Linked DNA regions of Mus musculus: region 2 is linked to region 1. Evidence: chromatin loops called from intact Hi-C (ENCODE). Cell type or tissue: gastrocnemius. All regions are shown on one strand. Links, peaks and the distances in the headings refer to the core of each region. The heading gives the core; the rest is flanking DNA.

What was found. A loop is a pair of places that touch in the nucleus more often than their neighbours do. Peaks named below come from ENCODE experiments on the same cell type or tissue, not always from the same donor. Only the 100,000 strongest peaks of a DNase experiment are listed, where the experiment ranks them.
Region 2: a loop joins it to region 1, with 7 times the contacts of the local background. A loop is called at or near these places in 25 of 42 quality-filtered maps.

Annotation. Positions count from the first base shown.
Region 1 is chr9:111,068,118-111,075,711 of GRCm38, reverse strand. Gm26409 (a small nuclear RNA gene) reads right to left here and starts at 318; the gene lies at 256-318. It also overlaps the pseudogene Rp31-ps19. In gastrocnemius, for the core only: CTCF peaks have their summits at 3,365 (motif pointing right) and 5,067 (motif pointing left); DNase peaks (open chromatin) are centred at 3,354 and 5,038; H3K4me3 peaks cover 217 bases; H3K27ac peaks cover 415 bases.
Region 2 is chr9:110,993,638-111,001,231 of GRCm38, reverse strand. The region is part of intron 2 of Gm10030 (predicted gene 10030); the gene reads right to left. Among named protein-coding and RNA genes, the nearest start is that of Rtp3, 7.7 kb to the right of the region's middle. In gastrocnemius, for the core only: no CTCF peak of the experiment used is centred there; DNase peaks (open chromatin) are centred at 2,132 and 3,786; H3K27ac peaks cover 1,620 bases.

The DNA.
Region 1 (7,594 bases), core at 1,192-5,191:
ACAAACTTAAATCCTCAACAACAAGAGCTCCTCCTCTGAACTGCTGAGCCACCCCTCCTGTCTTCTCAACAGGTTTCCATGCAATAGTTTACTTTCCTTATGTATAAGAATATATTATATATACATCATGCTCTATCTAAATATATTTGTATATAATATTATATATATATATGTGTGTGTGTGTGTATATAATGTCAATGTCAGTGATGGGGTGCAAGCTCTGTGTTCTGCTCAAGATAGCTCTCTTGACAGCTCATGGGTTTTCTGACCAAATTCAGAAAATCTTCTAGACAAGATTCTAAAAGTTCTGTGTTAGTTCTCTAGATAGCTCACCTCTTGCAGACCAAAGGCCAGTCTTTTATCACCAAATATCTTTTATTTGCATATCAATTCAACCATTTACTCCCATTCTCTTCTTATTATCACATGAATCAGCATTTTATGATCTTAGCCCCTTGATTCTTAGAAAAATACAGCAAGTGCATTGGTAACATAGCAAGTCCTAGGCGGTTTGTTTGCTGGACACAGCACTGTTGGTTGTCAAATCTAGACATAGAGACTATTTATATGTGAGAAAGTTAGCTTTCTGTTTTCCAACTCTTTCACTGCCTAAGCTTGGCTATCCTGGAACTTGTTCTGTAGACAGACCTTGATTGCAGAAGTCTGACTGCCTTTGTAAATACAAACAATAAGCATATCTGGGTGGAACTACATCCTGAGATCACCACTCCCACCATGCCTGGACCTACATTTGCCCTGTGCCAGGCTGACTTGAACTCAGAAGTCTGCCTGCCTTTGTAAACACAAACAATAAGCTTCTCTGGGTGGGATCCTACCCTGAGCTCACCACTCCCTCACTGCCTGGTGCTCCTGTATTACTTGCACCATGAGCCTTGTTCTTTCCCTGTTCCTTTACTGACTCATTAGTGCAGTTCCATGAAGCTTCTCATATAATTCATATTGCATCTTTATGTTTTGAATAGTTGAGAAACCTTATTTATATATTCTTGAACTCATGTTTTCAGAGTGCTTTCCCACAGCCTTAAGGACTGTCCTGAAGGTCACAGCATTACCATTTTGCTGAGGAACATTAGACACATTCTTGCTTTCTGGACTTGTACTTTTTCTAATTATCCTGGAGTCATTAGCCCTGGCAGGGAGAATGTTCCCAGGAACATGGAAAATATGTACATTATTATGCAAAGAAGCCTTATGCCTACAGCAACTGTCCGCACTTGTGGAGACCCATGTCCTACTGACTCTGCTCAGAGGTGGAAACTGAGTCATACTGTCCCTTCCATGGCTATGCCAAACCTGGCAATTTATATATATAATATATTATATACTTATTACAGTCTAATATAAATATATATCACATATTTGTATAATTACATCAATATATTATTTGAACACTGTTTGGGGGAGGTTATGGAAACTTCAGGAGATGCTGCCTTGCTGGAAGAAGTGGATCACTGGGAAAAGCCTTGAGATTTTATAGCTCTGTCCCACTTCCTATTCTTGCTCTCTTTGTATCCTGTGTGAGGTTGAAAATGTGATCATCTAGCTTCCTGTTCTTGTTGTTGCTATGCCAACAAGAGGACTCTCTCCCTCTGTAGACACAAACCAAATGGAAGCTTTTCTTAAGTTCCTTTTGGTAGTGGCATTTTATCAGTGACATATATATATATATATATATATATATATATATCTCCAGGGATGATATATTAGGTCTTTTCCTATTGATTCTTTGTATTCTTCCTATGAGACATATACTAAGTGATTCTGTTCATTTAGAACTTAGGCATGGCTTGCCACAGAGTCCACATCTTAGGCTCCTGGTCTTCTACAACAAAGCCCCATAAATTCAGTGGCCTGTGGGAAACATAAGCTTATTTCTCACAGTTCTGAAGATTAAAGTCCAAGACCAAAGTCCCAGCAGAATGTCTCTGTGATGAGGGTCCTCTTCTTAGTTCATAGACAGTTTTTTCCTGGCTGGGGCCTTGTATGATGAAAGGCACACAGCAGCTCTCCAGCTTTTGTAAGGGTGCTAATACCATTTCCAAGGCACCATGATTGCCTCCAAAGGTTCCAATTTCCTACACCATCACATTAAGATTAGATTTCAACATGTGACATTAAAAATTATTTAAAATCTACTCTGTGAATTTTATACATGTTTACACTGTATTTTGTCCTATCTATCTCCAAATCCCCCTGGGCCAGTTGGCTAAGGAAGAAAACACTTGATATGGCTTAACTGATGAGTCTGCTCCATACAATGGAAGTAACCAGCTCTACTGCCACAGCTAATTCCACTCAGGGTGACTCTGTGGGACAGCGATGAAAGCCAGCTTGTCCTGGGGCAGAAGCCGGGTGAGTGGATTTCACTGCAGCTTGATCTATCTACATCAAGAGCTGGCGGGAAACTTAAATCCCCAGAGACTCGTTTTTTTCTGGATGATCAGGGATCAGGATCTGAAAATGAATAACAATGAAGGGGGCAGGGTGTGGTTCAACATCCTCTGCTTCTTCCCTCTCAGAGTGTCTAGACATGGCTGCCCATCAGGCTGGAAGGATGCAGCAGAGTTGGGAACAGGTGGAGGTCTGTAGGAATCCAGTCCAGCTGGGAGTGGGGTAGAGGGGGCTACTTCTCCTAGGATCTTAGTGTCACGGTTCTCTTAGGTGAAGGCCTTCTCCAATGATCCTCAATGAAATAGTTCTCTGAGACAATCTTAGCTTGTATACACACCTCCATCCGGCGAGGGCTTGTATATACTTTATTCAGGATGAACTAAAGGTTATGTAGTTTGGGGGAAGCGGGTGAGAATAACCAGGGTGGTCAAAGATCATAAGGTATTGAGATGCCTCATTAACACAGGGAGGCGCTCCAGGAATCTCAGGCTGAGATGTTCCTCAGGTAGCGAGGAGGAAACCCCAGTGACACAGGGGAGTTTGCCATTGTGCATCAAGCTCAGGGCTTTCCAGTAACGTCAGACTTCGACCTTAGCAGCAGGGTTTCATGACAGCAGGGGGCTGGACCTCAAGGAGCGGGAAGAGAAGACTATTGTCTCCCTGTGAATGTTCACTTATGCAGGCAAAGAACGTCTCCTACAGAGGTGGTCTCAACACTCAGTACAAAATGTCACTCACAGCTACCAGTCAGCCTCATTCCCCAGCCGCCCAGCGTCTGCCTGATGGACTTGTGAGCAGAGAGGCCCATAATGGCTGCATTACAGAGGCTGTGTAGAAGCTTACCAACTCGGACTCCCCAAGACCAAGGCAGGAAGTCAGGAGCGTCCAATGCCAAGTGGGTAATATGTCCATTCCTCTGAGAACAGTTCTCTGAGAGACCAGTCAGCCACCAGGTGGCAGGTTGATTCCACTGTCTGCCTTCTACCATAAATGTGGATTTATTTTCTCCACCTCTGCTTTTCCTGTTCCTAGGCTCTTGGGACAACATAATCACCCCGGTGGAATGCCCCGAGTGTGTGTCTGTTGAGTGAGTTTATTACTCGTTGCAAAGGAAGTGTAGTTGGCAAGAAGTTGAGGGCAATACGTTTTATGTGGCTTATCGGAGTCAGATTTGAGACGAAGAGCGTAACAAAAAAAAAAAAAAAAATGGAAATGAAATGGTGTGGGGACATGCTTGAAAAAAATTAATGCAGAGTATGCAGGTGACCTAGCTCAAGTGCTTCTTAAGGTGTACACACACTCTTAAGATAATTCATTAGCTCACAAATCCACTAATGGCAGAATAACTTTTTTTTTTTTTTAAGCCTAGGACAGCCTTGAACTTGCTGTGTAGCCCGGGCTGGCCTCAAACTCCAAAATTTTCACCCTCAGACTCACAAGTGCTAGTGTTACAGATGCATCCCATGGTGCCTGGCTTCAGTGAATCCATTCTGGAGAGTGAAGACCTAGTCAGCTCTTAAAGGAACCTCCTTACCCTACCTCTGTGTAGCTCATAAGGAGCCTCACAGTTCAGCAGGAGGCTTGGAGACGATAAATGATAATCCCCACCGTAGCGAAACCCAGACCTCAGTTTCCCAGTTGGTGCTACTAAATGGTTACGATGCCCAGCGGTGTGCTGGTTGTGGTTTCACAGCCACGTCAGGACAATCCCTCGCGTCCTTCCTTTCCAACGTGGGCCCCGCAGATTGGCTCCCAAAGAGAAGGGTGGCGAGAAGAAGTGCCGTTCTGCCATCAACGAGGCAGTGACCCGAGAATACACCATCAACATTCACAAGCGCATCCATGGAGTGGGCTTCCGGAAGCATGCTACTCCGGCACTCGAAGAAATTCGGAAGTTTGCCATGAAGGAAATGGGGACTCCAGATGTGCGCATTGACACCAGGCTCAATAAAGCCATCTGGGCCAAGGAAATAGGAATGTTCCATATCACATCTGAGTACGTTTGTCCAGAAAACGTAACGAGGATTAAGATTCACCAAACAAGCTCTGCACATTGGTAACTTATGTGCCTGTTACCGCGTTCAAAAATCTACAGACGGTCAATGTGGATGAGAACTAACCTGCTCATGTCAAATAAAGTTGCAGAACTGCAAAAAATAAAAATAAAAAATTAAAAAAAATTAAAACGCAGCCATATCAGTTTGTGCGGAGGATGAAGAATCCCAGCTCGTTACAGTTGCCAGTCTCTGATGTATAAATATTCCCACGATGGCTGATTTCAGGCTACCCAGGAACTCCCTGATCACTGAAGTTAGAAAAGGTGTCTCTTGTCATCTCTTTGCAGAAGCTGGTGCATCCACAGCCAGCCTGTTCCTCGTTCCCCAGTCTGGAGGGAAGTGGAGGACTTCCTGTGTTTCTGGCAAGTGTAACCTGCTGGCTGAGCTGAGCAAACCCAATACCATGTGCGGGAGGGCTAGAGTTGGGGGCAGGGGGAGGAAAATGAACCCTAGGGCTGGAGAGATGGAGCATTGATTAAGAGCACCTGTGACCCTTCAGAGAATCTGGGTGGGGTTCTTCTGTTCCTAGCATGCACACAGAGGCTCACAACTCTGTGACTCCAATACCAGGGGCAAGATGCCCTCTTCTGGCCTCTACGGGTACTGCGTGCATCTGGTGCACTATGTACAGACAGGCAAAAAACATCTGTACACATAAAAATCAAGGTAAACAAATGTTTTCTTAGAACCAATAGGTTTTATGAACCAGCTCTGGCTCGTATCAGATGGATTTCTTTGCTTTCACCAGCCTCAGTCTCCGTCTGTGTGTCTTTGAAGAGTATGCCCTCTTGTAGTGTTCTGAAACACAGCCTTGTGTGGTACCCCTCTTCCGGCCACATGATTCCTTCATGGGGGGGGGGGGTCCCCTCCGCAATGTATTCAGAAGCTACACTTTTTAAATTGCTGTATTTTATTTATCTTTTTAGCTTGGAATGGAAAGCTTATGATTGCATCATGGCTTTGCAGAGTAGACCTGGACTCTCACTTTCAGAGATCCTAATGGCATCCTTTTCAGACGTGACCATCCTTCATCTGTGTGGGAGCATTGCACAAGGGGAAATGCTGAAAGGTAAGGCATCACGAAGCTATGGTCCACACTGGTTTAAGCAGTCCAGGCAAGCGTGCTGGGGATATTGACCCTTTTTCTTAAATGACCCTTTACAAGGGACATTGAGACCTGGAGGCTCTGGGCTGGTTACCCAATTAAGCTAAATGAACAACAGAATCTAAGAACAATAAGCCTCTCAGACCTTAGGTTGCAAATTCAGGACATCTGGCCTTGTGACCATTTGATGGCTGAGCTGTGAGACAGCTACTGTGGAATTGGATCAATGTCACAGATGTTCTCTCTGGCTTTCTTTTGGCCTTTCTTCTTCTTCTTCTTCTTCTTCTTCTTCTTCTTCTTCTTCTTCTTCTTCTTCTTCTCCTTCTCCTTCTCCTTCTCCTTCTCCTTCTCCCTCTCCCTCTCCCTCTCCCTCTCCCTCTCCCTCTCCCTCTCCCTCTCCCTCTCCCTCTCCCTCTCCCTCTCCCTCTCCCTCTCCCTCCCCCTCCCCCTCTCCTCTTCCTCCTCCTCCTCCTGCTCCTTCCTCTCCCCACCCCCCCATCTCTGTACCAGGTCTAAGAGCATGCACTAAAACCAGGAAGGTGTTAAAGGAACCCAGGCCCCAGTGTGTTGGGAACAGCACGTGGATACAGAATGATACACGATTTGTGCTTTGTGTGCTGTTCTGAGTCAGTGGGAGCAGAAAAGCCATTTCTCCCTGAGACTCCTGACAAAGATTAACTCAAAAGTTCCTTACTCCTTTTCGTTAATGTATTTGCTGTGTTGCCCAAAGGAGAGAGGGGATGATGGCCTTTGTTCAGCAATTTCTTCTATGCCTTAGATTAGACTCTTAGATTTGGGCTCAGGGTTCAAGCCCCATGCTGGGCTGCAGATGATGCCTGTGCCCTGAACCGCCTGATGCCAGACCCTACTTGTCCTTGGGGGTTGGAGATGAGGTGGCATGGAATCAATGGCACAGACACCAGGAGCAGGTGAGAACGCTGCAGCAAGCTCATATGAATGCTGTGGAAAGCTTGTTTAATAATTCATGGGGGTGGAGGGTTAGCCCTTCATACTCTCCACCCACATCCCATTGGTCCCATATCTTCCAAGCAGCAGTTCCCAATTGGTTGGCATTGTCTGCATCAGCAATCTTTGGTCTCTCGGGCAGTCTTCAACTAAGTCCTGCAGGAGTTGCTTTTGGAGCTTCACAGCCCCCCCTCCCCCCACTTATGCAGAGGCGGCCACCCCCACAGTTTAGCAGAAACCAAAGTTCTTTTAAATAAATCAAGCTCACTCTTGTGCCAATGACATCTAGGTTTAGCCTTTCTTCTTCTATGCAGTATTGTTAGGGATTTGCTTTCAAAATTATCCATTCAGGAAAGACATATTGAAAAGCAACTATGTCTGCGTTTGACAGTAACAAGTCACAAGTTCCTGTGTGTGTATGCAAGCACACACACACACACACACACACACACACACAAACACACACACACACACAGTGCTGAGCTTACCAAATCAGCTTTTTTTTATAGCTCAGACTAGCTCTGCCAAAACATAACGACACTTCAGCCTTTAGGGAACAGATCTGTCTCACAGAGAACTCGAACCCAAGAATGGTTCTTCTGACATCTCATGGTATTATCAACACAAACAAAACTCTGACTCATACAACCCACTCCTTGTTCTTTGCTTCAGAAACAGAGGATCCCCTTTATCCTCGCAAGCATGTTCAATTGAACCCACAGTTTCTAACATAGCAGTTCTCCACGAGGAGATGATAATGGCCCAGTGGGACATCCAGTCATATCTGGGGATATTTTGGTTGTCACGGGGGGTGGGGGGGGGTGGCAACTTGTAGGTGAAGGCCAGAGATACAATTCAACACTCTGTAGTGTACATAGAAATCTCTGGAGCTTCCAGTCACTCTAACAAAATACCTCAGCAAAACAACTTACGGGAGGAAACATCTCAGTTGATGGTTTCAGAAGCCAGGATGAGGAGGTCAATCAGGGTGGCTTACACAACGGTAGCCAGAGAGCAGAGAGAGAAAGCATCCCTGACTTGGTTGCTTTTCTGC
Region 2 (7,594 bases), core at 1,715-5,714, 75 kb after region 1:
ACCTGAAGCTGAAAGGAAAGCTATGGTAGCAGAAAAGCCACCTGCTGCCTGAACTAGTGAAATCTGCACCATTCCATTAATGAACTAGAGACAGCCTGTCTGCGTGAAAACCTCAAAAAGACGCAGGGAGGGCGGGAGGGGCAGGTATGCTGCGATCAGCGATGGACTGGTAGGATCTTAAGAAGCCACCCATAATTTGATTTGGTGTGACTATTTTACTGTGATGTTAGCTGACTGTGATAACTGATGGTATTTGCTTGTTATGCAGCAGAAGTTGAGACAGGACTTATGAATTCTAGGCTAGCCTGGGCTACATAGTGAGCTCCTGTCTCAAGAAACAAGAGCTGGACATTTTGGCAAACAGTTTTAAACCCAGCACTTAGGAGGTAGAGGCAAGCAGAGCAATGTGAGTTCCAAACCAGCTTGGTCTACAGAGAGAGTTCCAGGACAACCAGGGCTACACAGAGAAACCCTGTCTCGAAAAAACCAAAAAACCAAAAAACCAAAAAAAAAAAAAAAAAAACCCACACACACAAAAAACAAAAACAAAAAACAACCAATCAAACAAATAGATGAAATAAAATAAAAATCCAACCAAAGTATTGATTAAAATGTATTTTTAAATTCTTTTTGCTTTGTTTTGTTTGTTTTGTTTTGCTTCTCGTTTCTTGTTTTTGTTTGTTTGTTTTTTAGAGGCAGGCTTTCTCTGTAGACCAGGCTTGCCGCTGGCACTGGAGTGCTGGGGTTAAAGGCGTGGGCCACCACTACCCAGCTAAAAATCCGTACTTATGTTAAAGAGTAAGGGAAGAGAAGCAAGACCAGGCACCTCAGAACATCACTCATCGGACACGGAAGATTTCCTGAGCCACACAGAACCCTTTCTTCATTTCACAATGCCACAGCTAAAGAAAAAAACACACTCATAAATATAATCTCCGTTATGGGTATTTGCTCCATTGCTTTCTGAAGTCTAGCACTAGACAGTCAATGAAAAAAAATAAAACCAGTCAATTTGTAGCATTTGCCAATTCCTGTGGTGTGAAAACTCCCTGAGTTGCCTGACTGCCAACCATAGACACAGGTAGCCACTGACCTGGGAACAGATAAACAACTTCGCATTGTTATTTTCCCGCCCTACAATAGACTCGGGCAGCCTCAAGAGCCACAGGAATGCAAGTACGGGAAGGTCAAGGGGCGCAAGGCTTGGCAGAGGCCAGCTCTTTTATCACCACCTCTCTGGGAAGGAGGAGCCGGAAGATGATTGACAGGGGTGGGCGGAGTCGGGGAATAATAACATTGTTTTGCTTTGTTCACATCTGTTTTTCTTGACTTGGGGTGTTATTACATGGTTATTGTTCATTTTGCGGGAATTCGCCGATCTGCAGAAACTTTAACTGTGTGTGGTTTCAGATGTATATTACACGTAGATATAAAAGTTTGCTTATAAAAGCCAACAGAGGAAAGACTTTGACATTATGAAATGACCTCCTCTTGTCCTCCTGAACTCATAAGTCTTTCCCTGAAGTGGGAGTGTCTCCCTCCAATGCCAAGCTTGCCCGTGGCTAAAGAGGGAAGGAACGCCAGGTAACAGAATGGCAGAAGGGTTCCAAGGGCTTGGTATTCAATGTCTGTGGCCCACCCAGTCACCACAGGCCAGGAATCTGAGCTGGAACCCAAAGAGAGAAGGAAGCAAAAAAGGAAGCAGGATGTTTGAGAAACATCTTCTGAGCCTTGCCTATGAGGAATGCCAATCCGAATACTCAGAGGGCAAGACCCATTCTCTCTCAGCCGCCTCAAGAGGAAGTCCTGTGACTATCCCCCAAACCTCACAACTCTTGAGACCAAGGCTGAAAGCAAAGAAAAAAAGCCACCCAACCCAACCTCTCCTCTCTCCACACCCCACCCTGAAGACTGGTATGTCTCTGCCAGGTAGGCGGTGCCAGAAAGAGCCCAGAATGTTCCACCAGCCTCTCAGCCCTTATGATCTGGGAGCCCCAGACTGCCAGTCAGTGGTCAAGATTAGCTGTGCTTGAAGAAACAAGAACACTGAAGGCCCCCAGCAGAGGAACACAGAAATGAAGAGAATGAGCCAAAACATTCCTGGTGCCTGCTGAGAGCTGAGGCCACTTAACTTCTTCTCAGACCTCTCAGCCATCCTCTGCCCTGGGTCTTTCCCTCAGGGGCTGACAGCTGGTCACAGGACTCAGAAGCCCGGCCCCAGAGTGATGTCCCTCCTTGGCAATCTCTTCTTTTGGGTCTCGGTGACATAGCCAGTCCCTGCATGGTGACAGGAGAGGGAGCCTTCCTCCTTCCCGGAAGGAAGGTTGATTAAGGTCTGGAAGAATTGGGCCACAGTACAGAGTCCAAGCTAGAGTTGTGAGAATCAGGAAAGGTAGTAGTCAGAGCTCAGGGGACAGCCTGGCTAGAAGGCTCTGAGGCATGCAGTTAGAAGTAGGATCTCCTGGTTGCGGGCTGGTGACATGTCTCAGTCAGCAACTGGTGCCATGGAAGCACAAGAACCCTGTGAGTCCCTTAGGACCCACTTTACAAGCCAGACATGTAGCATGCAAAAACCACAGGGCTGGCTCCTGAGGAACGGCCCTCAGGATAGATTTCTAACTACCTCCAAGTACCCACACTCACATGCACACACGCTCGCACATACGTGTGCATGCACACACAAATCCCAGACACACACACACACCACACATACACCACACCACACACACACATACATACACACCACACACACGTACACACACACACATATACCACACACACACACAACTGTTGACTGGACTCTAAGCCTTGCCCTCCTCAAACTCAGTATGCTTGTAGCTCAAGCCAACTGTGAGGTGTGTGGCTGCTTAAGGAGTTCCCAGTAATCAAGGGAAGGAGCAGGGGGAAGGTTCCCAACACACCAGTGACAGAGAGCAAGACCTGTAGCAGTTTAAAGCCTCCTGATAGCATCAAGGAGGATATGTGCTCCCTTAATGCCGGTCACAGGGCCACTGAAGTCACGTCAAGGCTCGGGAGGAACCGGCAGACAGAGGGTCTGGAGTGGCCCCCAGGGAAAATGTCAGTCTTCCACACAGCTAGGTAGCAGCAGCCCTAGAAGCCTCAAGCCAAACTCTCCCCTTCCTCCCTTTCTCTTCACAGAGCCTGCTCACATTGGCTGGCTCTGCTGCTACCCGTGTTTTAAAGCTTGGAGTTCAGGCTTCACTAGGGGAGTACTGATAGTTGGTGCTGCACTGACTGTATAGCTCCCATCTGCCAGTTATAGAAACCGAGGCCTAGCCTGGCCCACCACTGAGGCCTGGCCTGGCTGCTGGGGTGCGTCAGGGCTGAGCTATGGCTATTGTGTGAGGAGGTTCCTTGGCCTACACTACACTCTCATTTCTCCCAGAAAGAGAACGGGGGTCACAGAATGAACTGCAGCTAGGACGATGTCAGAAAGTCACCTAATCGCCGTGCACCTCCCCTGGAAAGAACACAGAGAACCTACAAGAGCCAATGGCCCCGAGAACTTGCCTCAGAATCTTCTAAGGCCTACGGCCATCCTGAGAGAAGAAACCAGAAAGGGGAGAACTAGGAACTTTGAACCAGCTCTGGAAGGAAAGGAGTGTCAGAATTTGGCTTCCCACAGTGAGCTCACCCTACCCCAGACCTAGAATCACAAGTATCTGAGCTGAAAGGGCCTGAGAAGACTTGGTTATGTGGGTAACTTCTAGGCCAATAGCCACAATTCCTTCAAAGTCCGCCAGGGGTACAGGGAGCCCAGCTCAGCCGCATGGTTAGGACCAAAGCGCCCTCTAGAGGTATGAGCTTGTAACTTCCGTGTTCTCTGTTCCCACTGATGGCAACAAGTCTGGCTGTGTATCTGTTGACTTCATTATGGCCTAGTCAGACCCAGCAGAGACTATTTCTCTCAATTCACAGAAACTTTCCTGAACAGGAAAGCCAATTTCTCAGTCCCCAAACAACCGGTTTGGCTTTTGTTTTTGTTTTGCTTGTTTGCTAGCTTGCTTGCTTATTGAGTCAAAGTCTTACCACATAGCTCTATCTGGCCTCAAATTCACAAAGATCTCCTGGCCCCTGCCTCTTGAGAGCTGGAATTAAAGTTGCGTGCCATCGTGCCCAACCACAAACCCTCACGCTTAAAAGAAATATTTTTGTTTTGGCATAGTTTTACAGAAACATTGCAAAGTGAGATAGGAGCTTCCCCCATACCTCCCCCTTATCCAGGAGCCCTTAGAGTTACCATCCTATTAGCAAGGCCTACTGGTTAAAACTGAACCAGCTGTGGACTGGAGAGATGGCTCGGTGGTAGTGAAGTCCCACCTATTTCACGTCCCATCAGAGAGTGTGTGCCTCCTATATAAGAGATGTAACCTTTGTCACTGGGTGGCTTGTTTGGTTTGTTTATTTGTTTGTTTGTTTGTTTGTTTCACTATGAAGTTACTGATTTTCATTTTTAATTCTTTTGTCTGTTTATTTGCTTGCTTGTTTATTTTGAGACAGGGGTCTCTCTATACAACCTTGGCTGTCCTGGAACTCACTGTGAAGTGAGTCTATCCCACACAGAAAGAAAGAGGGGGGGCTAAACCAAGCTTCACCTCCTTGCAGGGATACCAGATATGATATTTGAAATGTTGTTTGTTTCTTTGTGTGTGTGTGTGTGTGTGTGTGTGTGTGTGTATGATACTGGTTAATGGGTGTGCAAGTGTGTGCAGGTACATGTGCAATATGTGTGCATAGAAGTTGGCTTCTACCATCTACCTTAATCTCATCTCATTTCTCTCTCTCTCTCTCTCTTTTAAAGAGAGTTCCTTTCTGAGCCTGGAGCTCATCCAGATTAAACTGACTGCCAATGAACTTGGGGAATCTGCTGTCTGGGTTTCTCCAGCCCTGGTGTTACAGACAGGCCCTACTGCACACTTTTTTTTAAAATTCACTTCTTCTTATGTGTGTCAGTGTGTTACCTGCATGTATGTCTGTGTACCACACATGTGCCTAGTGCCAGGGAAACCAGAAGAGGGTATCAGATCTCTGGGGATGAGGGTTACAGCCACATGGCTGTTGGGAATTGAACCTGGGTTCCTCTGGAAGAGTAGCCTCTTAATCTCTCTCCAGCCCCAGTTTTACAAAAGCTCTGGGAGCTGAACCCAAGTCTTAATGTCTGAGCAGCTTCACCCTCTACTCACTTATTGTTTCTTTTGTATCTGTATGGGTTGGTGTATTTATTTTATACTTTAGATTATAATCTAATAGAGTCTTCCTTAGGGTTTCTACTGCTGCGATGAGACACCACGACCAAAAAAAGTTGGAAAGGAAAGGGTTTGTTTTGCTCACACTTCCACATCGCTGTACAGTATTGAAGGAAATTAGGACAGGAACTCAAAACAGGACAGGAACCATGAGGCAGGAGCTGATGCAGAGGCCATGGTGGGATGCTGCTCACTGGCTTGCTCCTCGTGCCTTGTTCAGTCTCCTTCTTAAAGAACCCAGGACCATCAGTCCAGGCATGGCCCTGCCCCGCCCAAAATGGGCTGGGGCCTCCCCCATCAGTCACTAATTAAGAAAAAGCCCTACAGCTGGATCTTATGGAGGCATTTTCTGGATGGAGGTTCCCTCTTTTGAGCAACTCCAGGCCACCATCAGAATGTCTAAACCAGTCTGCCTCTATACTTGCTGGTGGTCTAAACTCTTTCCCGGTTCACCCACCCTTGGGACCGGCGGCTTTACAGGCAAGCTGACGCACACCCATCATGAGGACAAAGACTTGATGACAGTCATAAATTAGATAATAACTCTAGATACCTGAAGTCCGTCATTGATTTTTCAAGCTACATCTAAGGGCCCTAGGTTTTTATAGAATAACAAAAATTGGCCTGGGTAGTTAGCTCAGTCAGTTTAAAAAAAAAAAAAAAAAAAAAAAAAAAAAAGGCCAGGTATGGCAACGCACTTATATCTCAGCACTGGGGAGGAAGAAACCGTGATTTCTGGGGCTTCTGTTGACTTCTGGCCTACTTGTATACACACACACACCGGAAGAACAAGGGCGGTATTTGCAAACTATTACGTTGGGAGGGAATACCTTGACAGGTCCCTCCCAAAGTGTCCCCAAGAGGAATCAGGCCATGCCACAGGCCTAGCATAAGAGGAAGGGAAAAGGAGGCGGGACAGGGACTTGAAAAGAAGTAGAGACATAGGGGGTGGGGGAGGGAGAAGGGGAGGACAGAGAAGAACAGGAAGGGAAAGGGCTAGGGTAGCTCCTTTTATATGCCTGGCTCGCACTTGGCAGGTGGCGCTGCAAACTAGGTAGCTGTTGGGTGGAGCCTAGTGAAATTGCCTGTAGGCGGACACAAACCCGACGGTTAAATTGGCCCTCTCCTCCCCGCCCCGCTCTCTTCCGGTTTCCCAACAACACTTCCGGCAGGCCACCTCTCACATTCTCATGGGATTTGTAGTTCAGTCCACCTCCTAGCCTATTGACTGTGGAGAGGGCGTTTCTCTTGGGTCACTAGGCCTTACAGAAAAGTCACATTTAGTTTTAAAAAAAAAATCTGAACTAGTTAGATTCTCATTTCAAATAAGCAACTCTTAGAATATGATACTAACTTTGAATTCGAGTAAAATGTAAATACAACTGTTATCTGGCTATTCTCCCCGAGACAGAGCCATGAAACTGACCCCAAGACCCCTTGCCCACTAGAGGCACCCCTTTTGTGAGCCAACTTTCCCAAAATTCACTGTAAGATATGCGATGTTTCCTGCCCAGGGGTGGGAAAGGTTGTATTACATCAAGAACTTTTAACATGTTTTTAATTATGTTTTTACACATTTTTGACCATTTACCGAGGAGTTGTGAAAAACAACCTGGAAACATTTCATTTTTTTCTTTTCTTTTCTTTTTTCCTTTTCTTTTCCTGGTTTTTTGAGACAGGGTTTCTCTGTGTAGCCCTGGCTGTCCTGGAACTCACTCTGTAAACCAGGCTGGCCTTCTGCAGTTTCACCCTGGTTCTGGATTGTTGCTTACATATGCCCTGACCCAGGCTCTGAATTTCATCTGAGGCAGATGGTAAGTGAGCATATCAACAACAGCTCTTTCTTTTTCTTTCCTTATCTCTTTTTCCAGAGAGAGAGAGAGAGAGAGAGAGAGAGAGAGAGAGAGAGAGAGAGAGAGAGAAAAGAAGAAGAAAGAAGAAGAAGAAGAAGAAGAAGAAGAAGAAGAAGAAGAAGAAGAAGAAGAAGAAGAAGAGGAGGAGGAGGAGGAGGAGGAGGAGGAGGAGAAGGAGGAGGAGGAGGAGGAGGAGGGGAGGGGGAGGGGGAGGAGAATATATTTGAGGAAAAGTATGAGTTAATAAATTATTAAAATCATCCAGTCTACAAACGGTAAACAAATCTGGAGCAAGCAGGCCACCTGCCGCCTGCTCTGGCCTCATTGAAGCACACAGAAGACTGAAGAGCTCAGAACACCTGGGAAAGGGCAGGGGGATTTCTGCAGTGTCTTCCTGGGGCTGTCATAACAAATATAACCAGAATACAAAGTCCATGCTGCCAATCAGCACCATGGGCAGAGGCAGGAATGGCA